Linked DNA regions of Homo sapiens: region 2 is linked to region 1. Evidence: chromatin loops called from intact Hi-C (ENCODE). Cell type or tissue: endothelial cell of umbilical vein. All regions are shown on one strand. Links, peaks and the distances in the headings refer to the core of each region. The heading gives the core; the rest is flanking DNA. Region 1 holds the start of ACYP1 (acylphosphatase 1). Region 2 has its middle 16 kb from the start of EIF2B2.

Region 1 (12,866 bases), core at 2,109-10,108:
CATATGAATTTGGTGGGACACAGTTCAGCCCATAACATAACTTTATGTGAATTCCTTACCCAGAGAAAAGAAACAACAGCAGAAGTAATTCATCCAAACATAAGGTGAACAGAGCTAACAAATTGAACTTGTGGTATTTGTTCTTATTAGGCATGGAATTTCTTGAAGAACATTTCATAGAAACCATTTAAAGAAATGACTCAGACTTTTTTTCTTTCAGACCTCTTTAAATTACCTCAAAATCCTCTTCCTACAAATGTTTACTGAATAAAGACCTCTCATTTCGCCCAAAAGGAAGTTCACTGAAGATTTTTTAAAAGTACTCTAAGCAGAAGGTTCTAACGTTTTTATTGATTAGATTTGTGTACAGTGGTAATCCTTCCATCATACAGGTAATATATAATAACATTCAAAAATCTGACATTAAAATAACTTATTGACTAATGCTAATATTAACACACAATAGTTCTATCTCTATTAATAATAAAAACCAAACCACTGAGTTTATCTTAGAAAACTTAAATTCAGGCCATTATTTTACAATTTGGAAGTCTGAGTAATCCAACTTCAAGATGACTTTTTCATTGTTGAAGTTTGCTTTGTCGATGTGTGATTTAGGACTTCCTCTTGTTTCAAGCCATTCCTGCATATGACGCACCTTGGAGATGGGACCTTGCAATTGTCCTTGCACTGTGCCCCGGTCAGTGTTCTGGACCCAGCCTACCAATCCCAGCTTTTTACCCTCAGCCTAAGGGGGGTAAAAAGAGAGAGAGATCCAGTGAGATTGAAGAAAACAAGGTAAGACTACAATCTGTTGCCAGAATCTTGGCCTAGAATCAAGCCACTGAAACTAATTTGATATTGCCCAGAACAGTCAAAAGAAAGACAGCAAGAAGGATCTCATTGCTTATCTTCACATGAAGTATTGGCCACTTGACTGCATGTCTTTCTTCTACCCTATAAAACCCAGGCACTAGAATTTTTCACTGTGTAGTCAATTTGGTTAAGTATCAAAGACTTAAGTCCAAAACAGATGCTTTTGAAATGATCCCCTAAGGCTGATTGTTTTTAGAATACTGGACTGTATCTTGCTCATTTTCCCTTCCCCTAATCAAGAATCTATTGGGTATGTTAAATGGAAAAAACATGAAGTTATCTGATCCTTCCCTTTGCCTTTAACCAGGACCACACGTAAACAAATCCAGATGAATTAGTGTTCATTATATCTTTAAAGATCATTAGAAAGTATTTCACAATTTCCTGGGCAACTCATCCCGTTGTTCTTACTGTAGTGAAACTGTCTAACCCAACATCTTTATGTTGTAGCCAAAGCCCACTTTATTATCTTCCTAGAAAAGGAAAGCAGCTGGTGTTCAGCCTCTCAACAGCAAACCATGAGACTACATAACTATCAGGTTTTCACTTCACTTTCTTCTCTTCTGTCTAAATAATCACAATGCCTTTAGGCTTATAAAAAGCATCTAATCATTACAGTGTCTTATCCTTTTTAATGTTCTTTCCTTTTATTAAACTGTGGCAAGACTGAATGTTTAGGAAAGGTAGCAATGTTTTGGAGGTAATTTTATTTTTGTATAAATTTATGATTAGAATATTAAGTCATTGATTGTTAAAGTAATTATCTAAATAGAAGATGTTGGATTACAAAAGAAAATGGGAGTTAACATGATTGCATGTCAAAATGTGGGAAATTGCTGGAGTTGGCCAAAGAAAACGTTATGCATAGCAACAAAATGTTTGATGAGGAATTTAAGTATCCATCAAATCAAAGACATGTTCAAAGCAAAGACATGTTTGCTTAATGAACAAAACAGACTCCAGCCAAATAAATAACCATTTGAGGGATACAAAGGAAATTAAGGAATGAAGAAAAATAGAAGATGCCTACCTGATGCGCTGCTAAGTGCCAAAGAAGATACCATAAAAGAAGAATGCTGAGAATGAATTTTGAGTAAGACTCCGCATCCAACTGACAGGGCAGTATAACAACTGCCCTCTTCTGCTTCAAATTAACCCAGGGGAGCTGACTATCTCCAGTTCTTAAGAGTTATCTTATATGGTAAATAGCTGTAAGAATGTGCAGTTTTAAACAGGAGGTTGTCACAGTCAAATAAATCTTTAAAAATTTGCAATGTGATTTATCTGAACTCTTTTTTTTTTTTTTTTTTTTTTTTTGAGACGGAGTCTCGCTCTGTCGCCCAGACTGGAGTGCAGTGGCGTGATCTCAGCTCACTGCAAGCTCCGCCTCCCAGGTTTATGCCATTCTCCTGCCTCAGCCTCCCCAGTAGCTGGGACCACAGGCGCCCGCAACCACTCCCGGCTAATTTTTTTGTATTTTTAGTAGAGATGGGGTTTCACTGTGTTAGCCAGGATGGTCTCGATCTCCTGACCTCATGATCCGCCTGCCTCGGCCTCCCAAAGTGCTGGGATTACAGGCATGAGCCACTGCACCTGGCCTTATCTGAACTCTTGAGAGTTGAACAGAACACTCCAAAATTTGACCAGTGTTGAGAATGGGCGTTTCCTACTGGTTTCATTTGTGTGCTCAACTCTGTTCTTATTTTTTTAATGATGACATAATGTTATTGACTCATGTTCAGTTTTGAATATCTATTGCACCAACAGGGTTTTTCTCCCCTAAGAAAATTCCAAAAAGTGAATTCTACCTCATAACCATATTTTTGCTTAAACAATCATCTGACAACATTTCAAGGACTGTAATCACCACCTCTAGTTGCAATCTAAAAAGAAACTCTCTTCAAATCAATAATCAAGATTTCCACCTTAGGATACTAGAAAAAGAAGAGCAAACTGAATTCAAAATGAGCAGAAAGAAGGAAATAAAGATTAGAGCAGAAATTAATGGAAAGCAGAAGAATAGAGAAAATCAATAAAACAAAAGTTGCTTCTTTGACAGGATCAACAAAATTGACAACCTTTAGCTAGACTGATAAAGAAAAACGGATGAAAGCCTCAAATTACTAAAATCAGAAATAAAAGGAGACATTACCACCAACCTTACAAAGATAAAAAGGATAAAAGGGAATTCTATGAACAATTATATGCCAAAAAATTAGATTAAATTTTTTTGGATGAAAACAAACCTAATACCTAGAAAGACAAACAACCAAAACTGAATCAAGAAGAAATAGAAAGTCTGAATAGACCTATACCAAGAGATGGAATTTGTAATCAAAAACTTCCCACAGATAAAAAGCCCAGGACCAGATGGCTTCATGGGTAAATTCTACCAAATGTTTAAAAAAAAATCCTTTACCAACCCTTCACAAACTCTTCCAAAAAATAGAAGAAGATCCAAACCAAGAATTAAGGGTTAAAAAAAAGAAGAGGAAACACTTCCCAACACATTTTATTAAGCCAGCATTATCCTCATACTAAAACTAAAGCTAAAAAATAAAAATGAAAAATAAGTGTCTCATTCCTGGGACTGTGGTACTTAAAATTCAAATTCTAACCTGGAAGGAATCTTTGAAACATGAATGTGAATTGTCAATACCTCTTTTCCTTTTTCTTTTTTTTTTCTGAAGGATGGTGGCACAGTCACAGCTTATTGCAGCCTTAACCTCCCAGGCTCAAATGATCCTCCTTCCTCAGCCTCCCAAAAACAAAGCTGTCACGAGAAAAAACAACCAAAAAACCATAGACCAATATCTCTTATGAACAGAGATGCAAAAATCATCAGCAAAATACTAGCAAACCAAATCAGGCAACACAGAAAAAGAATTGTATACCATGACAAACTAGGATTTCTTTCAAGGTTGGTTCAATATACAAGAAGTAATCAATTTAATACACCATATTAATAAAACAAAAGCTATATGATCATCTCAATAGATGGCAAAAAAGCATTTGACAAAAACCAATACCTCTTTTATGATCAAAACACTCAACAAACTAGGAACAGAAGGAAACTTCCTCAACCTGATAAAGGGAATCTGTGAAAAACCCACTGCTAACATCATACTTAATGGTGAAAGATTAAAAACGTTCCCACGAAGATCAGGAACAAGACAAGGATGTCTGCTGTTACCACTCTACTCAATATTATACTTGAGGGTCTATCCACAGCAGGAGAAAGAAAAGGCATTCAGATTGGAAAGGAAAAAGCAGAACTACCTCTATTTGTAGATGACATATCTTGTATACAAAAAGTCCTAAGAAACATACACAGGCACACACTAGAGCTAATTAACAGTCTCACAAGGTTGTAGGATATAAGATTGATATACAAAAATCAATTGTATTTCTATACACTAGCAATGAAAAACTGAAAATGAAATTAGGAAACAATTCCATTTATAATAGCATCAAAAAGATAGAGTGTCTAGGAATAAATTTAACAAAAGAATTGCACGACATATATGGAAATCTACAAAACATTCTTGAAAGAAATTAAAGAGTATCTAAATAAATGGAAAGACATCCCTTACTGATGTATTGAAATACTTAACATTGTTAAGATGATATTACTACCCAATTGATCTACAGATTCAACTCAATCTCTATCAAAATCCCAGTGCTTTTGCAGAAATCGAAAAATTGATACTAAAATTTACATGGAAACATAAGGGACCCAGGATAGCTAGAAATAATCTTGAAAAGGAAAAACAAAGTTGAAGGATTCACACTTCCCAATTTCAAAACTTACTACAAAGCTGCAGTAACTGAGACAGTGTGGTACTGGCATAAGGATAGTGGCTTAGACCATTTCGTGTTGCTATAAAGAACTACCTGAGGACCAGGCGTGGTAGCTCACACCTGTAATCCCAGCACTTTGGGAGGCCGAGGTGGGGGGATCATGAGGTCAGGAGTTCGAGATCAGCCTGGCCAAGACGGTGAAACGCCGTCTATTAAAAATACAAAAATTAGCCGGGCGCAGTGGTGGGTGCCTGTAATCCCAGCTACTCAGGAGGCTGAGGCAGGAGAATTGCTTGAACCCAGGAAGTGGAGGTTGCAGTGAGCCGAGATCGCACTACTGCACTTTAGCCTAGGCAACAGAGCAAGACTCTGTCTCAAAAAAAAAAAAAAAAAAAAAAAAGAACTACCTGCTGAGGCTGGGTAATTTATAAAGAAAAGAGGTTTATTTGACTCATGATTCTGTAGATTGTATAAGCATGAGACTGTCACTGGCATCAGGTGAGGGCCTTAGGCTGTTTCCACTGTGAGGCAGGGGTGGGAAGAGGTGGGGTACCAGGCTCTTTTTAACAACCAGTTCTCACCGGGCACGGTGGCTCACACCTGTAATCCCAGCACTTTGGGAGGCTGAGGCGGGCGGATCACCTGAGGTCAGGAGTTTGAGACCAGCCTGGCCAACACGGTGAAACCCTGTGTCTACTAAAAATACAAAAATTAGCTGGGTGTGGTGGCGGGTGCCTGTAATCCCAGCCACTTGGGAGGGCGAGGCAGGAGAATTGCTTGAACCCTGGAGGCAGAGGTTGCAGTGAGCCGAGATTGTGTCACTGCACTCTAGCCTGGGCGACAAGAACAAGACTCCGTTTCAAAAAAAATAAATAAAAATAACAACCAGTTCTCCAGGGAACTAATAGAGTAAGACTTCATTGACCCTCCCACCCCCCAGGAAGAGCATTAATCTACTCATGAGGGACCTGGCCCCATTACTCAAACATCTCCCATTATGTCCCACTTTCAACACTGGGGATCAAATTTCAACATGAGATTTGAAGGGGACAAACATCTCAACTACAGCAGGCAGACATATAGATGAATGGAATAGTATTGAGAGTCCAGAAATAAATCCTTACATTTATGTTGATTTTTGAAAAGGGTGCTATGACGAATGTGGGAAATAATACTCACTTCAACAAATGGTGCTGGGACAACTGGATATTCATATGCAAAAGAATAAAGCTGGATTTCCTACCTCACATCACATAAAAATTAACTCAAACTGGATCAAAGACCTCAATCTAAGAGTGTAAACTATGAAATTTTGAAGAAAACATAGGCGGCTGGGCGCGGTGGCTCACGCCTGTAATCCCAGCACTTTGGGAGGCTGAGGCGGGTGGATCACGAGGTCAGGAGTTCGAGACCAGTCTGACCAACATGGTGAAACCCCGTCGCTACTAAAAATGCAAAAATTAGTTGGGCGTGATATAGCACACCTGTAATCTCAGCTACTCAGGAGAATCGCTTGAACCCTGGAGGCGGAAGGTTGCAGTGAGCCGAGATCGAGATCGCGCCACTGCACAGAGCGAGACTCTGTCTTAAAAAAAAAAAAAAAAAAAAAAGGAAAAGAAAACATAGGCATGACAGCAGCTGGGTGTGGTGGCTCACACCTGTAATCCCAGCACTTTGGGAGGCTGAGGTGGGCAGATTGCTTGAGGTCAGGATCAGCCAGGCAACATGGGGAAACCCAGTTGCTACAAAAAACAAAAACAAAACAAACAAAAAACATAGGCATGAACCTTCATGACCTTGGATTAGGAAGATTTCTTAGATATAACACTAAAAGTGCAAGCAAAAAAAGAACAGATAAATTTGATTTGACTTCATCAAAAGTAAAAACTTTTGTACTTCACAGACACTATCAAGAAATTAAAAAGACAACCCACAGAATGGGAGAAATATTTGTATATCATACATCTGATAAGGGACTAGTATCCAGAATAAAAATATTCTTACAACTCAAGAATAAGGAGGCAAATAACTAAAAATGGGCAAAAATATTTGAATGGACATTTCTTCAAAGCAGACATAAAATATGCCAATAAGCACATGAAAAGATGCTCAACATCATTAGTCATTAGGAAGGCAAATCAAAACCACACTGAAAGTATACACATACAACAGGATATTATTCCGTCTTACAAAGAAAGGAAATTGTTTTTACTTTCATGATATAACACAGATGAACCCTGAGGATATTATGCTAAGTGAAATAAGCCAGCCACAAAAGGACAAATACTGTAAAATTCCACTTATATGAGGTAACTAGAGCAGTTGAATTAATAGAATGTAGATTTATGATTGTCAGGGGCATGGGGGAAGGAGAAAATGGGGAGTTAGTGTTTAATGAATACAGAGTTTCAGTTTTGCAAGATGAAAAGCGTTCTGTAGATAAACAGAACAATGTGAATGTGCTTAAGACCACTGAATTGTACATTTAAAAATGGTTAGAACAATAATTTCTATGTTATATGTATTCTACCACAATTTTAGAAGTAAGTGTGCTATATGGTTTCCAAATATTTTGGGATTTTCCAGTTATCCTTTTTATTTTTTTAATGTGGTTTAGTTCCACTGTAGTTGGAGAACATTCCTTGATTTAAATCCTTTTAAATTCATTAATACCTGAAAAACAAACAAACAACCACAATGAAATATTACCTCATACCCACTAGGATGGCTAACATAAAAGACAGTAACCATTGTTGGCAAGGATGTGGACAAACTGGAATTCTCACACATTGCCAGTGAGAACATAATATGGTATAGCTACTTTGGAAAAGTTTGGCAGTTCCTCAAAAAGCTAAACATAAAGTTACCATATGACCCAGCAATCTACTCCTAGGTATGTATATACTCAATGGAACTGAAAACATTGTCTACATAAAAATATGTGCATATGTGTTCACAGCACTACTATTCATAATGGCCAAAAATCAGAAACCCAAATTTCCATCAATTGATGAATGGATAAATGAAATGTGGTATATCCATACAATGGAATATTATTCAGCCATAAAAAGGAATAGGATACTAATACATGCTACAGTGTAGATAAACCTTGAAAACAATATGTTAAGTGAAAGGAGCCAGTCACAAAAAAAGGCCACATTTGTATGATTCCATTTATATTAAATATCAAGAATAGGCTGAACACGGTGGCTCATGCGTGTAATCCCAGCACTTTGGGAGGCTGAGGTAGGTGGATCACCTGAGGTGAGGAGTTCAAGACCCAGCCTGGCCAACATGGTGAAACCCCATCTCTACTAAAAATACAAAAGTTAACTGGGCATGGTGGTGCATGCCTGTAATCCCGGCTACCTGGGATGCTGAGGGAGAAGAATCACTTGAACCCAGGAGGCAGAGGTTGCAGTGAGCCGAGATCACGCCACTGCACTCCAGCCTGGGTGACAGAATGAGGCAGAGTTGAGACTCTGTCTCAACAACAACAACAACAACAACAACAATCTAGAATAGGCAAATCCATAGAGACAGAAAGTAGGTTAGTGGTTGCCAGGGGCTCAGGGGATGAGGAGTGAGTGCTAACCTAGGTAGGGGTTTCTTTTTGGGATGATGAAAATGTTCTGGAATTAGTGCAACATTTTGTGAATATACTAAAAATCACCAAATTATACACTTTAGGAGGATGGGTTTTATGGGATGTAAATTATATTCCAAGTTTTCAAAAGTCCCTGAATTATTATTTGTCACTTCTCTAGAAATGAAGGAATTTAAATAAGAGGCTAGATAATATCAACAGCAAACATTGCAGCAAAACAACTGTTCAAATGAACATATATATTTAAATGATTATAAATAGTAAAGAATAAGCTACAAGCCTAATTAAGAAAAAATAGATGTCATTTTATATGCAGTTTTCCAATCAATATTTGTTTTTCTGCATTCTGTTATTCTCTCTTTAAACTGGGGAGAGGGGCAGGTAGAGAAAGATGGGCTATGCATACCACTATCTGACCCTTTTCCCTCAACAACTTTGACTAATCTTTGAAGCTGTTATCTCAATCACCTTAATTTACAGGAACTTACCTGCATAACTGGTAGCAAAGCTAACTGGAACACAGCTCTTGCTGTGAGTTTCAGCAATTCTGTTTTCAACAGTCATTTCCTATTTGAGTGTCAGATGGGAAGAAATGATTTTTGAATAATTAGAAAAAGAGGTATTGGCCGGGCACAGTGGCTCACACCTGTAATCCCAACACTTTGGGAGGCCAAGGTGGGCGGATCACCTGAGGTTGGGAGTTCAAGACCAGCCTGACCAACATGGAAAAACCCTGTCTCTACTAAAAATACAAAATTAGCGGGGCATGGTGGCACATGCCTGTAATCTCAGCTACTTGGGAAGCTGAAGTAGGAGAAACGCTTGAACCCGGGAGGCGGACGTTGCGGTGAGCTGAGATCGTGCCATTGCACTCCAGCCTGGGCAAAAAGAATGAAACTCTGTCTCAAAAAAAAAAAAAAAAAAAAAAAGAAAAGAAAAGAAAAAGAGGTATTGGCTGGGTATGGTCACTCATGCCTGTAATCCCAGCACACTGGTGGGAGGCCGAGGCAGAAGGATCACTTGAGCCTGGGAGTTTGAGACCAGCCTGGGCAACATAGCTCTCTGTTAAAAGAGAAAAAAAAAAAAAAAGCTGGGTGTGGCGGCATGCACCTGTGGTCCCAGCTACTTGGGAGGCTGAGGAAGGAGGATCATTTGAGCCTGGGAGGTTAAGGCTGCAATAAGCTGTGACTGTGCCACCATCCTTCAGAAAAAAAAAAGAAAAAGGGAAAGAGGTATTGACAATTCACATTCATGTTTCAAAGATTCCTTCCAGGTTAGAATTTGAATTTTAAGTACCACAGTCCCAGGAATGAGACACTTAAGAAGTTCTGCAGTCCTGGCCGGGTGCGGTGGCTCACACCTGTAATCCCAGCACTTGGGGAGGCTGAGGCGGATGGATCACGAGGCCAGGAGTTCAAGACCAGCCTGGCCAAGATGGTGAAACCCTGTCTCTACTAAAAATACAAAAAAAAAAAAAAAAAAAAAAGAAGTTTTGCAGTCCTAACTCATTATCTGTGGGATTAGCGACACACTGGGAAGGCAATAGCCAATACCTACAGAAGGCAGAGGGTAAATTGAGCTTGCATTTGTGTGTGCCTGTTGAGGGAAGATTAGCCACATTAAAGCAGAGGTAGAGGCTGCCAACAGTTTGTCCATCCCCTCAAATAATCCTTTATTGCTCTAGGAAGAATACCAGGCTCCACATTCAGTGTTCCCATCACCTATTCTGGAATGGATAAAGAGTTTTTAATAAGAAAAACGTCAGCTGGAAAAGGTAAATGTTCTTTCAAAACCAAAAAAGAATAGAAAGAAATTAAGTGGAGAACTGAGGGAAGCTTGGAGAAAGAGGTCTGAAGAAAGTGCAGCAGCTGCAGAGGAAGCATTTATATATGTTATATACATGACATCAGGTCATCTAAATGCCAGCTCTTCAATCAATGTTAGCCTTTCTATAAGAAACCTGACTTGGTTTGATGATGCCACAACGGCGAGCACTGGGGAAGCCCTCTATTTCCCTTGGAAGAGAGAAGCTCATTAATATGTGTATCTAGATGCTCAGGCACCACTGACTAATAATAACAGCAGGGTGATCTTCCATTTACACCATGTTTTACCGATTGCACAGCATTTTCATACTCATTGCTCTACAAACTACCTCTTTGCCATGCAGCTACCAAATAGCCAGCGGCTTCTAGTTCACATTTGTCAAGAACACGTCCCTTGTTCCTATGCCCACAACCTAGGTTACCACCCCAAAGCCTGCAGGCCACATACCTGAGTATGCTTACGGAAAAACACCCCTTGCACCTTCCCAAAAATTTCATAATCCACTGATATCAGGGTGTTTCCTTCTGCCATGCTCAAACCTGTCAGAAACCAGGAAAGCAGAAGAGTGAAGGGCTATTATTCCAGGACCCGCAAGCCTGAGTCAGAAAGGGCCACACCCACCCCTGTCCATCCTTAACCATTGCGACCTCTCCCCGACTTCAAGGTCCTGGAAATGGAAACGTGAGTGGATGTGATAAGGTGTGTGTGAAGGAAGAACCAGACGCCGGGAGAGGGAGCTTCGGATCGCAGCTGCCCGCTGAAGCCTCTTCTGGGGAAATAACCTGAGGACCGATGACCTCCTTACATCCATGCCCGGTCCCGCTCCCTCACTACCAGAATTCCCTGCTACTAACTCCCAGAATCCCCTGCTACTAACATTTTAGGGCTAATCGACCTGAGAAGCACACCCTGGGGGCCCCTGGCGGCTCACCCTCCTTGTCTTCCCCACCGGCTGCCAGGATCACTCCGGGACCACCACGCCAACGGCTCACCAAGGCGCGCAAACCTCCGCGCCCGGAAGTTTAGTGTGTAGCTGCTCCTTCGCTGTCGCTCATGCCCATCACCTCCAGCTGACCAATCAGAGACGGCGCCTCGGCCCGGGCCCGCCCAGAAGGTGGGATTTCAGGACGCGGTTGTCCGGCAACCCAAAAGCTTTGGGTTGGGGATCTGTCCAGGAACTCGGCTGGGCCTCCACAAACCTAGCCCTCATCGCATCTCAGTCAACAAGCGCAACCCTCTTCTCATTTTCTCATGAGGAGAAAGGCATAGACGAAGAAGTACATGGGGATACATTCAATCATTCAATTAAATACTGACTGACAGCTACTGTGTGCCAGGCACCTGTTCTAGGTGACCAGGCAAACATCAGTGAACAAAACAGGATCCCTGTCCTGAGGAGCTTAATTCTGGAGGTGAGAGACAAACAGCACACATTAAACATCATAAATAGCTTGTAATCTCAGCACTTTGGGAGGCCGACACGGGCGAATCACTTGAGGTCAGGAGTTCGAGAGCAGCCTGGCCAACATGGTGAAACCCCGTTTCTACCAAAAATACAAAAATTGGCCGGGCATGGTGGCGGGCGCCTGTAATCCCAGCTACTCGGGAGGCTGAGGCAGGAGAATCGCTTGAACCTGGGAGGTGGAGGCTGCAGTGAGCCGAGATTGCCCCACTGCACTCCAGCCTGGGCAACAGAGGGAGACTCTGACTCAAATAAATAAATTAATAAATAAAAAAATAAACATCATAAATATGTTGAGTAGGATACATTTAACCTTTCTGTCCTTTTTCATTCAGTTCTCCTTAAAGTTTGGGTCATAACAATCTGGAATAGGGGATTACGGGGCATAAGTGCACAGGAGGTCCCAATGGAGGTTATGTCTGCTTCTGGGCTTCTGGAAGCTACTCACCGGTCTCCTTTACTAAGAAAATGTCAAATAATGCTTGAACAAATAACCAGCTAACTACACAAATAAAGCAAGAGCACAAGCAAAATAACTCATGGCTCCAGAATTACAGTTGAGTCAGTCAATCTAAGCCAAATGGCCAAACTACACGAATTTATTTTGGGAACAGGGAATTGTCAAGGGGGATGTGGATGAAGATGGTTAAAATTAGAGTTGATGTGTAAACATTTGAATCCAGCTACCCTTATGATTCATGTGTGTGAAGGAAAACTGTGGTGTTTATTGATCCTCTGTGGATTGACTGTATACATTACACCTCTTCATAACGTAAAGACTCCTTATGTGAATATGCCAGGTTGGCAGACTTGACAATGAGATATGGGTTTGTGACAGTAGGCACGGAAATTCATCATTCTGCTAGTTCCCCGCTAGAGTGAGGATCCATATCCTAGAGAATCATACAACCTTAGTGCTGAGAGGTGGGGGGTTGGTGGTGAACAAGCTGGATTGAATGTTGTACTTGGCAATATTTGAAAATAACTCTAAATAGAGTATCTTGCTAATGGTATTTCTTTCTCTAAAATTCATTTAAAAAATAGTTTATAGAATTCAAAACTTACTGAGTGTCTAATACGAATGGGGCACTCTAGGATATACAAAGATGAATGATATAAAATCTTTGCCCTCAAAGAGTTTTTAATTTAGTGTAGGGGCACAAATGCATGCAAATAATGACAATAAAATATATGGCATGATAATTTAATTCCATGAAAATCCATTGAGAGCTCATCAGGAACCAGCCCTGTGCTATAACAAGGACAGAAAATATTACAAAGGAGCAAACAAAT
Region 2 (12,866 bases), core at 3,252-11,251, 72 kb before region 1:
GGGAAGAAAATAGCCAGTGTCCCTCCTGGGCGGACGTAAGCACACATCCCCAGGTGCATGCATGCGCACACATGCTCATGCACACAGGCACGAATGCAGGGGGGAGAACTCAGAAGTGTGGAACAGCTGCCCAGCAGAGAGGGCTGGAGGGATGCTCTTGGGAGAGGCAGGGCCAGGGACCTAGTGGTCTTTGGAGAGCTCTTCACTCCTGAGATTGTAAAAAAATGCTCCCACAGGTACCACCCAGACCTTGGAGGGGGTCACAGAGATTCTCCCACAAGGCACTTAGGCCAATCAGGGAAGAGGACATCCATCCATTCCGTTTGCCAATATCCTTAGTAAACTTACTCTGTGCCAGGCTCCATGCTGGGAGTACAGAGGCCACCCGCAAGGCTTGACTAGCGCCAAGCACCAGTGGGAATGTGGGAAAGAAGGTCCCTACTGGAAAAGCTCATCCTCCACATGGAGCTGGCTGGGCAGTTGCGGAGGGACTGCAGAGCAGGCTTTGGCCAAGCTTAGTCCTGGATGAAGACCCTGCACCCCCACCCCAGCTAGTGGCCAGCTTAAAAGGAGCCTGGAAAGGCTGATGTCTGCTCTCTGCCCACAGCCCACCCCCATCCCCACAGTCCTGGCCCTGGCTGGGGCCCCAGGAAGGAAATCACTAAGGAGGATTGAGTGTCAATTCACAACCTAATCCCATCAGCGCACACAGCTACAGCACGGGCCGCCCCCTCCCCTACTCTGCAGACCCTGGCGGCTGCCGGCTGTCAGGCCCGGCCCCTGCCTGGCTGCGAGGCCAATTACTGCGGCCTTAATCACCACGGTGGCGGCGGCGGCGCGGCGTTAACAACTGTCTGCTCATCAGTCTCCTTCCTGGGGCGTCGTGGAGGGGATGACCCCATGCGGCTCTCCTCGAAGGAGCTTGAAACTGGATCCCAACAACAGCCCGATGGCCGCCGTCCAGGGAAACGCCTGGCTCCCTCCTGCTGCCTGCTGGTCTCCTGTGTGTTTGCCCAGCTCCTCCTGTCCTGGGGCTGAGAGCCCATGAGGACATGCCCGGGGACCCCGCATCCGCTGAGCGAGCACTAAAGCCATGGTTCCCTCTGGTTAGCACTGCCAACAACTGAGCCCGGGAAGACCGACGCTCCCTGCCAGCCAGAGCAAATTGGGTGCCCGGATGTTGAGGTCTGGTTGGCATTTCCTGTGTTGGCTTTGGCTGGTGAGGCCAGGCCAGTGGGCTGCCCTCTTGACCTGAGCGGAGTCAGGCAGGCACGTCCCAGACTCTTGAGCCCACTGAGTTCTTTCCTGCGCCCCACAGGGAGTCTTGTTCTGGAAAAAAGATCTCCCTCCCCGCCTGGGTTCATGCTGAGCAGCCTTCCCTGCCTTGTAGGGTGCTCTGACAGCCTGAGGCCTGGCCGGCCCCCAACCTGGCTGCCTCTGCGCCTGCTCCTTGGGCTCAGGCGGATCTTGGTGCTTCCTGGATGTGGTGAGGCCCCTCTGCACGTGGCCCTCCAGGCTGTGGTCCGGGAGAGGACTCTGAGCTCCTCTGATCTGCTCCCATCTGTATGTGGAATAATTTCTCCGGCCCAAAGCCTGGACCCCTAGGAGCCGTCAGCACCGGGTTCCAGCTTGGGAGCCTGCGGGAGCTCCCATTCCCCACCCTTGAAGGGCCAGCTTCACCTGAAGGCTTCAACGGTGCTGGCTCCAGTTCCTCAGCCCTTTTTTTTTTTTTTTTTTTTGGCATTGGGTCTCTGGGACATCAGATTGTCCAAAACAAGACGACTTCATGATACTTGTTTTTCCAAAGAACACAGTCTGTACACAATCAGGCTTTCTGTGTGCAGCGTGGATCCCGCTGCCCCTGCCCTAGTCGCCCCATTCCTGCCCTAGCCAGATCCCTCTGGGACATGGAGTGTTCCTCATTCCCTGTGGCCAGAGGTCTCTGGCCTAGGGCTGAGCAAGGCTGGGCAGAGAGGGCAGAGCTGATCCCACCCCACAGACCATCACTGGCCCACAGTGCTTCCTTTTCTTCTCCCAGACTTGGGATGCCAGGAGAGCCCCTGGGAGAAGCAGCAGGACGTGGGAACCATCTAGAGCACAAGCTCTGGAGTTAGACCTGATTATGAATCCCAGCTCTACTGCACACCAGCTGTGTGCCTTAAACACAGTACCAAATGGAACCCGGTCCCTTGGTCAGCAAAACGGAGATAATAAAGGTACTTGTAGCACAGGGTTTGTGTGAGGGGTCAGTGGGCCCGGCCCATAGTAAACCCTCAACAGCTGTCATTTACATAGCTACTCCTCTGCATGGGGCTGGCTGGGCAGCCACTAAGGGGTCTGCAGAGTGGACCTAGGCCAGCCTTAAGCCACACCTGGGATAGAGATGCTGTACCCCCACCCCACTAGTTGCTTCCTTGCCCAGGCTGGCTCTCTCCCGAGCCACTCGGCTCCATGGCCATCAAGGATTTAAGACAGGGAGCTGCAGGAGTCCCTGAACCCTTGTTTGTAGAGCTCTCCACCTTTCTCCAGGGAGAGATGAGGCACAGCCCAGCACCCCAGGTCCTCAGGGCCAGGCCCATGGATGCTCAGAAATTTGCTGAATGTGTGGTGAGCAAAGGAAAAGCCTCTGGATTTCCTACCCTGCTCATGGAGGAGCAGTGGGCATGATTTTTCTGGAAAGTTTGGGGGGATATTTATCAAGAGACTGGGGAGTGTTTATCACTTTGAAGAGCAATTCTACTCCTGGGGTTCTCCCTTGGGAAATCACCTGAGACGTCAGAAGTCAGGCAGGGCCACAGGAGGGCCCTCCAAAAAATTTCTACCAAGATGTTTTTCTCGGGGCCATTTATAATAGTGAACAAACAAACCAAGCAGACAAAGAAAGTATCTCAGTATTTAAGAGTAGGATACTGGTGAAATACGTGCCATTCCATCTACGAGGAATGAAAAGGCAGCCCTAAAAATCATGTTTAGGGCCAGGCATGGTGGCTCACACCTGTAGTCACAGAACTTTGGGAGGCTAAAGAGGGTAGATCACTTAAGTCCAGGAGTTTGAGAACAGCCTGGGCAATGTGGCAAAACCCTGTCTCTACAAAAAATACAAAAAATTAGCTGGGTGTGGTGGCATATACCTGTAGTCTCGGCTACCTGGGAGGCTGAGGTGGGAGGATCACCTGAGCTTGGGAGGTCAAGGTTGCCGTAAGCTGTGATTATGCCACAATCATCCCAGCCTGGGTGACAGAGTGATACCCTGTCTTAAAAAAAAAAAAAGAATCATGTTGAGAAAAAAAATTTAATGACATGGCAACAGCTGAGTTAAAAAAAAAATCAGAGTATTTAACATCTGACAAAGTATAATCTTGAAAAACAGGTTATGAATGGATAAACAAAATGTGACACACAACAGAATATTACTCAGCATTTAAAAGGAAGGAAATTCTGACACATGCTGCAACATAGATGCACCTTGAAGCTAATATGCTCAGTGAAAGAAGCCGGACAGGAAAGGACAAATACTGTATGATCCACTTAGGCAAGGTACCTAGAGTTGCCAAATTTGGAGAGACAGAAAGTAGAAAAGTGGTTGCCAGGGGCTGGGGGGAGGTGGGAATGGGGAGTTAGTATTTCATGGGTACAGAGTTTGGGAAGATGAAAAGTCCTGGAGCTGGCTGGTGATGATGGTTGTAAAACAGTGTGAATGTACGAATGCCACTGTACACAAAATAATGGTTAAAATGGTAAATTTTAGGGCCGGGTGCGGTGGCTCATGCCTGTAATCCTAGCACTTTGGGAGGCCGAGGTGGGCAGATCACAAGGTCAGGAGTTCGAAACCAGCCTGGCCAATATGGTGACACCCCATCTCTACTAAAAATACAAAAAAATTGGTCCGGGTGTGGTGGCACACGCCTGTAATCCCAGCTACTCGGGAGGCTGAGGCAAGAGAACTGCTTGAACCCGGGAGGCAGAGGTTGCGGTGAGCTGAGATCGTACCTCTGCCCTCCAGCCTGGGCAACTGAGCGAGATTCCATCTCAAAAAAAAAAAAAAATAAATAAATAAAATTTTTAAAAAGGTAAATTTTATGTTATGTCTATTTTACCACAACTTTAAAAATAGCTTATGGGGAAATATGTCAAGATGTTCATAATGAATATTTTTGAATGAAGGGACTAGGGGTGATCTTGATTTCATTCTTTTTAGTTTCCAGCATTTTCCCCTTAGTAAATGAGATGTTTGGTTGTGTTTGTTCTTGGTTTTAAAGAAGCTTTCTCCAGCATCTCCCAGATGTGTGCGGGGGCTGGGCGAGCGGGGAGAGGCTGGGTCCAGCTGCAGTTAGAAACGAGGGAGGCCACAGTCATCTGGGGAGGGGTGGCTCAGAGAGGGCGTGGGGCTCCTAGGCTCCCCTAAACTCTCTCAGCCCTACTGGCTGGCCTCCTTCTCTGCCTGCCCTCTATGCTTGGGCCTCGCCCATGGGCCTCTCTCCCCAGGAACAGCTCTGTCACTAGCCTGAAGGGGCTGCCCTGGGCCTAGTGGGAATGTGGGCTCGGGGCTTTCTCAGACGGTCAGTGCCCTAGACGCCTTCCCGCTGCTGCTCCGCCCCATCCCAGCTGCAAAAACAACAGCCCATACCCAAAGCCCTGTTATTGCAGCCGAGAGTGGAGCCTCAGTGGACAGCGGAAGGAGTGGGGATGGGGCCGGCCAGCCCTAAATGGACCTGGGGCAGGGGCTCCTTGGGGAGGGGTAGAGTCCCCTCCTGCTCCTCCTGGGGAAGCCTGGCTCTGAGGTGTGTGGGGGAAGGCGCTTGCAGGGGCCTGTGGGACTTGGGGACTGAGGGTCAACTCTGCCAGTGGCCTCCCTGTCTCCCTGGGGACTGTGGGAGGTGGGAGCAAGAGGGGGGAGGAAGTAAAGCCACTTGGGAACCCGCTGAGCCAAGCCGTGGGCAGGAGGCGGCACCAGCGTGGCTCCCGGGGGGGCCAGGGCCAAGGCTTTCCCACGGAGTGTGACTGGCCACTGGGCTCTGCAGAGCTGTCCACCCCAGGCTGGGGCCTATGAGCCTTGGGAAGTTTCTGTGCTCTCTTCCCTTAGGGGATAGGGACTGGCGGCCCCGCATTCAGAACCCAGCAGGACTCTTCCTCTCCACTCCCCGGTGCCCTCAGGTGTGTGCCAGGCATCTTATCGAGGCTGGGGCTCGGCTCTCAGAAGCCTGACGCCCAGCTTCCTTGGCACCCATTCCACTTTCATCTGTCAGCTTCATACTCAGGGGGCAAGGAGAGGGACGCAGAGCTTCTATCACCAAGGTCCTGAAGGCTTTAGAGGCTGGTGGGAGCCTGGCCCCTGTCTGACCCCTCAAGGCCATTCCTCCCATTCTAACAAGAAGGATGTGGCCGTGGTGGAATTAGGAGGCACTGTGGCAGTCTCTGGAGACAGACACCCTGGGTTAGAACCTACACTTGGTCCCCACCAGTGGCAAGCCACTCAACTTGAGCCTCAGCTTCTTCTGCTGTAAAATGAAGATGTTAACATGCCTATGTTACCGTACAGAGCCCTGGGAGACTTCGAGGTGATTATAAAAAGTCTCTGGCACAATGCAGGTGCTTCATCAGTGCAGGCCACTGTGATTCTTCTTCCTCAAGCCCCAAGAAGGGAAATTAGCTGAGACTGGAAAGAATTTTCTGACTTCAGTTATCCCCACCTCCACATTCTGTGCAATGGAGAGAGCAGCTTGAGAAGTTTTGCCTTCTTGCCCGAAAACCCTGCTCAGAAACCAGTTAATCAAACTACCCTCTGAAGTTAGACAATGACTGTCTGTTAGAATATTCCTGGCCACGGCCATCAAACCAGGGACAGAAACTATTCCTGGGACAGAGGGGAGTCAGATGCGAGTGAGGGAGTGTTGGGCCTCTGGGGTCTGCTGCCTGCAGGTTGGTCACCGAGGGCCATGTCTGCTCCAAGAGTGGCAGGAATCTGCTGGGACCCAGGACACAGGCATCTGGACGGGGCTGCACCACCATGCAAGGAGTCCTTGAAAGAGACATTCTCAGGTAGTTAAAATAACTGGGGAGTCCTTGAAAGAGAGGAGTTATCAAAATAAAAGTCGATATTATTTTTCTCTGAATTGTCCAGTCTGAAATTACAACCAGGTCTACCAGAATCACCTTTTATGGAGAGTTCTAAAAATTCTCTTATGTAATGGGTATCCAGACCTGCTACTTTAAAGATCGGTAGTAGGTCGGGTGCTGTGGCTCAGACTGTAATACCAGCACTTTGGGAGGCCAAGGCCAGTGGATCACCTGAGGTCGGGAGTTCAAGACCAGCCTGCCCAACATGGTGAAACCCCATCTCTACTAAAAATACAAAAATTAGCCAGGTGTGGTGGCCCACGCCTGTAATCCCAGCTACCCAGGAGGCTGAGGCACGAGAATCACTTGAACCCAGGAGGCAGAAGTTGCAGGGAGATGAGATCGTGTCACTGCACTCCAGCCTAAGTGACAGAATGAGATTCTGTTTCAAAAAAAAAAAAAAAAAAGGCCAGTAGTAGTACATGTCTCTAAATGTTTGAGATCCTTACCATTTATCAGAGTTCCCTGTTACTAACATCTCCACTGACAGACAAGGTCACCCAGCTTGTGAGGGGCAAACTCCAGGAGATGTGTGTGACTTTCAAACCCCAGCTTTTAAATGATTTAACGTTCAGTGACTAAGAGAATAACTGGCTACTGGGCCTTGATCGCCACTTGTTTTTTCTTTCAGAATCTCAGACTATATTGTTTTGTGTACCTAAATGATTGGACATTCTCACTTAGCAGAAGGGACCTATCAATTGCAGAATAACTATCTGTTGACCAGAACCAACCCATCTCATAGGGCTGTTGTAGACACCAAAAGAGATAAGGAAAATGAAAGTCTCTAACCAAAAAGCAAAAATCCTCTAAAGTATAAGGGATGATCTGTTTATTAGTATTGAGTTTCTCCTTGTACAGGGCCTGTTTCCAGTATGCAATGTTGGTGCTTGGTATAAAGGTGCATAATAAATATTTGTTACATGTTAAATATGTTGATCTATGAAGAGCAACAATTAATACACAATCCTACTAACAATAGGGTAAGATTGTTTTTTTTTTTCTAATCACGTACCCTGGGTTCCACTACCTGTGTCTGTCATTAGACTTTCCCTTCAAATTCCTAGCAATTGGCCTGGCGCAGTGGCTCACGCCTGTAATGTTAGCACTTTGGGAGGCCGAGGCGGGTGAATCACCTGAAGTCAGGAGTTTGAGAACAGCCTGGCCAACATGTTGAAACCCCATCTCTACCAAAAATACAAAAATTAGCCGGGCGTGGTGGCGCGTGCCTGTAAATCCCAGATAGTCAAGAGGCTGAGCCAGGAGAATCACTGGAACCCAGGAGGCAGAGGTTGCAGTGAGCTGAGATTGCACCACTTCACTCCAGCCTGGGTGACGAGATCGAGACTCCTTCTCAAAAAAAACACACACACAAAAAAAACGATTCCTAGCAATTGATCATGATAAAGTGTCAGGGAAGCTCAAGAACAGAGCCAGATGCCACAAAATATAAATCTGTATTTAGAGCAAGATTAATTTCTTGTTTAGCAGAAGCAACCAAATAACACACTCCTCCCTTGACTGAAAATAGGCTTGGGCTCCTGGGAGGACACAAGAAGCTTAGGCAAGGCTCTAGCAACCCAAAAAGTTAAGCCAAAGGGGAATTTGTTGAGAAGTCCAAGGGTGGCTGTACCTTCAGCCATGGCTAGATCTAAGGGCCCATGTCAGCTCATCTCAAATCATCAGCTCATCTCAAATCATCAGCTCATTTGTTCTTTCTCCCTCTGTCTAGGACTGGGCTCTACTTGCTTCTCCTGGAGCAGCTGGCTGACTTTCTCCTACACTAGACAAGCTCTCCCCATGAGGCAGGAAAGGTAGCCACCGCTAGTCCAAAGCCAACCTCTTTACAGCAGATGAGGACAGAAACCTGCTTTCTTCCAGGGTCCATATAGCAAATCACAGGACTGAATGGCTTTGCATGACCAATCAGCGTGGAAGTTGGATGATGGACCAGTCCCAGGTGTGGGGGGCCAGGCCTGTGGTTAGGGGCCACTTGGGGCACGAGGAGGTGCTGGGATTGACAGTTCCACCCAAATCACATGAGATGAGGAAGGGCAGTTCCCAACGGAAAGCGGGTGCAGGGCAGACAAAAACAACAGGTGTCTACTACAATAGCACTTGTTCTCAGGTTGCATAGAGACATGACTTATCCACCAAAACAATCAGAGAAGGATAAAAACAGTAGTGCATTCACATGCCCAAGTGTTGAGTCAAAGGCCTTCAGGAAAAGGAAGTGATCCTATGGCCTAAAGGAGATTCTTTGGAACAGAAGGATAAAGACACAAACATTTTAGTAAGCCTTGCTGCCCCCAGTTCAGAATTATCATCATAATCACCGTATTCTCCAAATTAAGTCCAGGAAACTGTTATTTGATAATTATGCAGACAATCAGCCATAATGTTTGGAATTGGGACATTTCTGGAAAATCTGGAAGATTTGATCAACATAATCATATTTCTGGCTGAAAGAATGGGCCTGATGGATTTCTTATGTTTCTTACAAATAACTTTTACTTCTCATTATGAACGGCATATGTTAACTGTAGAAATTTTGGAAAATACAGAACAGTACACAAATAAAAATAAAAATCATTCTTGCATTTTATTAGAGTTGGGTGTGACTGCAAGTGATGGAAACTCCTAGATAACTGTGGAAGTTAAACAAGACTGAAGTTTATTTAGCTCTCAGCTGTATGAAGCCCAGAGGTGAATATTCCAGGCTGGTATGGGAGCTCCACTCCGCAGAGACCTCAGAGTGTGCAGGCTCCTTCTGGCTCACTCCTCTGCCATCCCTACAGTAGGACCTGTATCCTCATCACCTAAGCTGGCAGAGCAGAAATGCAGCAAGAAAGAGAAAGTCATGAAGAGGCCAAAGACCCATCCCAGCTATCTCCTAGGGAAGGTTCTCAAAAGCAGCAACAAAATGTTAATACTTCCACACCTTCCCATTGGTAAGAACATAGGCACATGGCCACATCTACCTGTGAAGGAGACTGGGAAATGTAGTTTCTATTCTGGGTGGCTATTTTCCCAGCTAAAACTCTATTACTATAGGAGGGGAGAGTGGCTTTGGGAGCAATTGTCTCTGATAAACCTGTAATCGTACTATCCAGAGATAGTCACTGTTAATGTCATAGTATATGTCATTATACACACTTCACACACACACACCTATATACATATATATGTATGTGTAAGAATATGTGTATTGTGTATATTTATATATATATAATACATACAAATAAAGTATATTTTTAGAGTGAAATTGAGGTCCCACCAAATATACTATTTTTACATCCTGCTTTAAAAAAATTATAGACTTTAGGCCGGGCACGGTGGCTCATGCCTGTAATCCCAGCACTTTGGGAGGCCGAGGCGGGTGGATCACGAGGTCAGGAGTTCAAGACCAGCCTGGCCAAGATGGTGAAACCCCGTCTCTACTAAAAATTCAAAAATTAGCCAGCCGTGGTGGCAAGCACCTGTAATCCCAGCTACTCAGGAAGCTGAGGCAGAGAATTGCTTAAACCCAGGAGGCGGACGTTGCAGTGAGCCGAGATTGCACCACTGCACTCCAGCCTGAGTGACAGAGCAAGACTCTGTCTTAAAAAAAATACATATAGAGAGAGACTTTAAACAGCCTCTTTCAAGATCTATTTTAGCATTGTGTCATTTAACAATTACAGCTAGAGTTACTTTAAAAATTCACTGGGCACAGTGGCTCACGCTTGTAATCCCCGTGCTTTGGGAGGCCAAGATGGGAGGATCTCTTGAAGCCAGGAGATCAAGACCAGCCTGGGGAACATAGCAAGATCCTGTCTGCACAAAAAAAAAAAAAAAAAAAAAAAAAAAAAAAAATTAGCCAGATGTGGTGGCCCACACCTGTAGCTGTAGTCCTCACTACTTGGGAGGCTGAAGGGGGAGGATCAGTTTGAGGCTACAGTAAGCTATGATTGGACCCCTGCACCCCAGCCTGGGCGACACAGTAACCCTGTCTCTTAAAAAAAAATGACCATCCCCCAAATGTAATGCTTTATAATTTTATAATTTTCTTTTAAATAGATGTTTTTATTTCATAAATCCTGGTTTTGTTTGTTTAACTATTTATTTTGAAATAATTGTAGATTCACAGGAGGTTGCAAATAAATGTATATCCTTCTCTCTCTTGCATCCTTCCCCCCAGACTACTCCAATGCTAACATTTTATACAACCATGACACAATGTCAAAACCAAGAAAATGACATTGGTACAATCCACAGAGCTTATTCAGATTTCATACATGCATTCCGTGTGTGTGTGTGTGTGTGTGTGTGTATATGCACAATTTTATCACAGGTAGTCTTGCATAACCACCACCACAATCAAGAAACCCAAGTGTACTATTAATATCACAAGATTCCTAGTGTTACTCCTTTGTAGCCACACATCCCACCCATCTGTAACTCCTGGAAGCCACTAATCTATTCTTTATTTCTATAATTATGTTATTTCATGATTGTTACATAAGTAAAGTTATGCAGTATGTACACTTTTTTTTTTTTTTGAGACAGGGTCTTGCTCTGTTACCCAGGCTGGAGTACAGTGGCGTGATCTCAGCTCACTGTGACCTCTGCCTCCCGGGTTCAAGTGATTCTTGTGCCTCAGCCTCCTGAGTAGCTGGGATTACAGGCATGTGCCACCATGCCTGGCTAATTTTTTTTTTTGTATTTTTAGTAGAAACGGGGTTTCGTCATGTTGCCCAGGCTGGTCTTGAACTCCTGGGCTCAAGTGATCTGCCTGTCCCAACATGCCAAAGTGCTGGGATTACAGGCGTGAGCCACCACTCTTGGCCTATACTTTTGAGATGGGTTTTTTTCACTCAGCATAATTTCCTTGAGGTTAGTCTAAGTTGTTGGATATATCGATATTTCATTCCTTTCTATTACCGAGCTGTATTCCATGGTATGGATGTACAGTTTGTGTAAACATTCACCAGTTGGAAGACATTGGGTAGTTTCCAGTTGTTGGCTATTATGAATAAAGCTGCCATGAACATTCACCTGCAAGTTCCTATGTAGACGTTCTTCATTTCTCTGGGATAAATCACCAAAAATACAATTGCTGGGTTGTATTATAAGTTCATTATTAGTTTTGAAAGGGACTGCCCAACTATTTTCAAGAGTGATTGTGTGCAATCCGCCTTTTAAAACTGATAATACGGCCGGGCGTGGTGGCTCACGCCTGTAATCCCAGCACTTTGGGAGGCCAAGGCAGGCGGATCATGAGGTCAAGAGATGGAGACCATCCTGGCCAACATGATGAAACCTCATCTCTATGAAAAATACAAAAATCAGCTGGGCGTGGTGGTGCGCACCTGTAGTCCCGGCTACTCGGGAGGCTGAGGCAGGAGAATTGCTTGAACCCAGGAGGCAGAGGTTACAGTGAGCCTAGAGCCTAGATCGTGCCACTGCACTCCAGCCTGGTGACAGAGCAAGAGTCCATCTCAAAAAAAAATAAATAAATAAAAATAGAAAATAAACAAAACTGACAATATGTTATCAACAGTTCTCCTTATTGTTAAGCATTTACCATATCAAAATTCCAAAAATCGATATTCCATTGTATGACTGTACTATAACATTCTTTTGTTTTGAAAATAATTATATAACAAATACGCAATCATAATTTCCATTTCAGTTTTGAAGAATCACAAAGATACATGGAAACTATAAAGCACCTGAGGTACCTTTCAGCTTTCAAGTCTCAAAAACAAGAATTACTTTCAATAGAAAGTAGCTCATCTTCCAAGTTTAAGAGAATAAAGAAGAGAATAAAGAGAATAAAGCTAATACCATTTTAGCTCCAAATGTTAATCAGACTACTTTATATCAAGGTAATATAGCTCGCAAGCATGGTAACAGCCAGGTTGAAAGTACTTTTTGTACTATAATGTTCTAGACCAATCTCCTAATTTTTAATATTTAGGTTTATTTCTGATTTTTGTGTTAAAAATAATAAAGTGAAAAATATTATTGTGGGCTGGGCGCAGTGGCTCACGTCTGTAATCCTAGCACTTTAGGAGGCTGAGGTGGGCGGATCATTTGAGTTCAGGAGTTTGAGACCAGCCTGGCCAACATGGTGAAACCCCATCTCTACTAAAAATACAAAAATTAGCCAGGTGTACTGGCTCAGGCCGGTAATACCAGCTAGGCAGGAGGCAGAGGCAGGAGAATCACTTGAACCCGGCAGGCAGAGGTTGCAGTGAGCCGAGATTGCACCATTGCATTCCAGCCTGGGTGACAAAACCAAAACTCTGTCTCAAAAAGAAAAGAAAACAATAAAAATAAAAGAAAAATATTATTGTGGATAACTGTATGCCTATTTCTGATTATTTCCTTAGAATGCATTTCTAAACATGGATATGCTGGCTCAAAGGGTATAAATGAACATTTTAAAGTCTTTTGCTGTTTTCCCAACTAAAACAGCTACTAAAAGGTGCTTTAATTTGCGCTCCCACAGGAATATATGAGAATTGGGACAAAATTTCTAAAAATACTAATATCGCAGCACAAATGGCAGTCAAATGGTTGGTATCTTAAATGCAGTATATAAATAGATGTTACAAATCAACTAAAAACAGATAAATACCCAATATCAAGTTGCTTTGGACTGCAAGTGATAGAGAACTCCATTCAAAATTATATAAACAATAGAGAAATGTATCATTTTACATAAAGAGTCTAAAGGTAGGGCAACTTCTGGTTTTGTTGAT

What was found. Hi-C counts contacts between places; a loop is a spot of excess contacts. Peaks named below come from ENCODE experiments on the same cell type or tissue, not always from the same donor. Only the 100,000 strongest peaks of a DNase experiment are listed, where the experiment ranks them.
Region 2: it touches region 1 in a loop (5-fold over the local background); 4 of 110 quality-filtered maps call a loop at or near these places.

What each region holds. Positions count from the first base shown.
Region 1 is chr14:75,052,912-75,065,777 of GRCh38, forward strand. ACYP1 (acylphosphatase 1) reads right to left here and starts at 11,113. Exons shown (of 3, transcript NM_001107.5): 1 at 11,043-11,113; 2 at 10,559-10,650; 3 at 332-748. The coding sequence starts at 10,642. The coding sequence ends at 533. RefSeq lists an enhancer at 11,284-11,453. In endothelial cell of umbilical vein, for the core only: no CTCF peak of the experiment used is centred there; a DNase peak (open chromatin) is centred at 6,930; H3K27ac peaks cover 1,456 bases.
Region 2 is chr14:74,980,106-74,992,971 of GRCh38, forward strand. No RefSeq gene overlaps it. Among named protein-coding and RNA genes, the nearest start is that of EIF2B2, 16 kb to the right of the region's middle. RefSeq lists enhancers at 1-442, 443-1,068, 1,069-1,692. In endothelial cell of umbilical vein, for the core only: no CTCF peak of the experiment used is centred there; DNase peaks (open chromatin) are centred at 3,486 and 8,226; H3K27ac peaks cover 4,892 bases.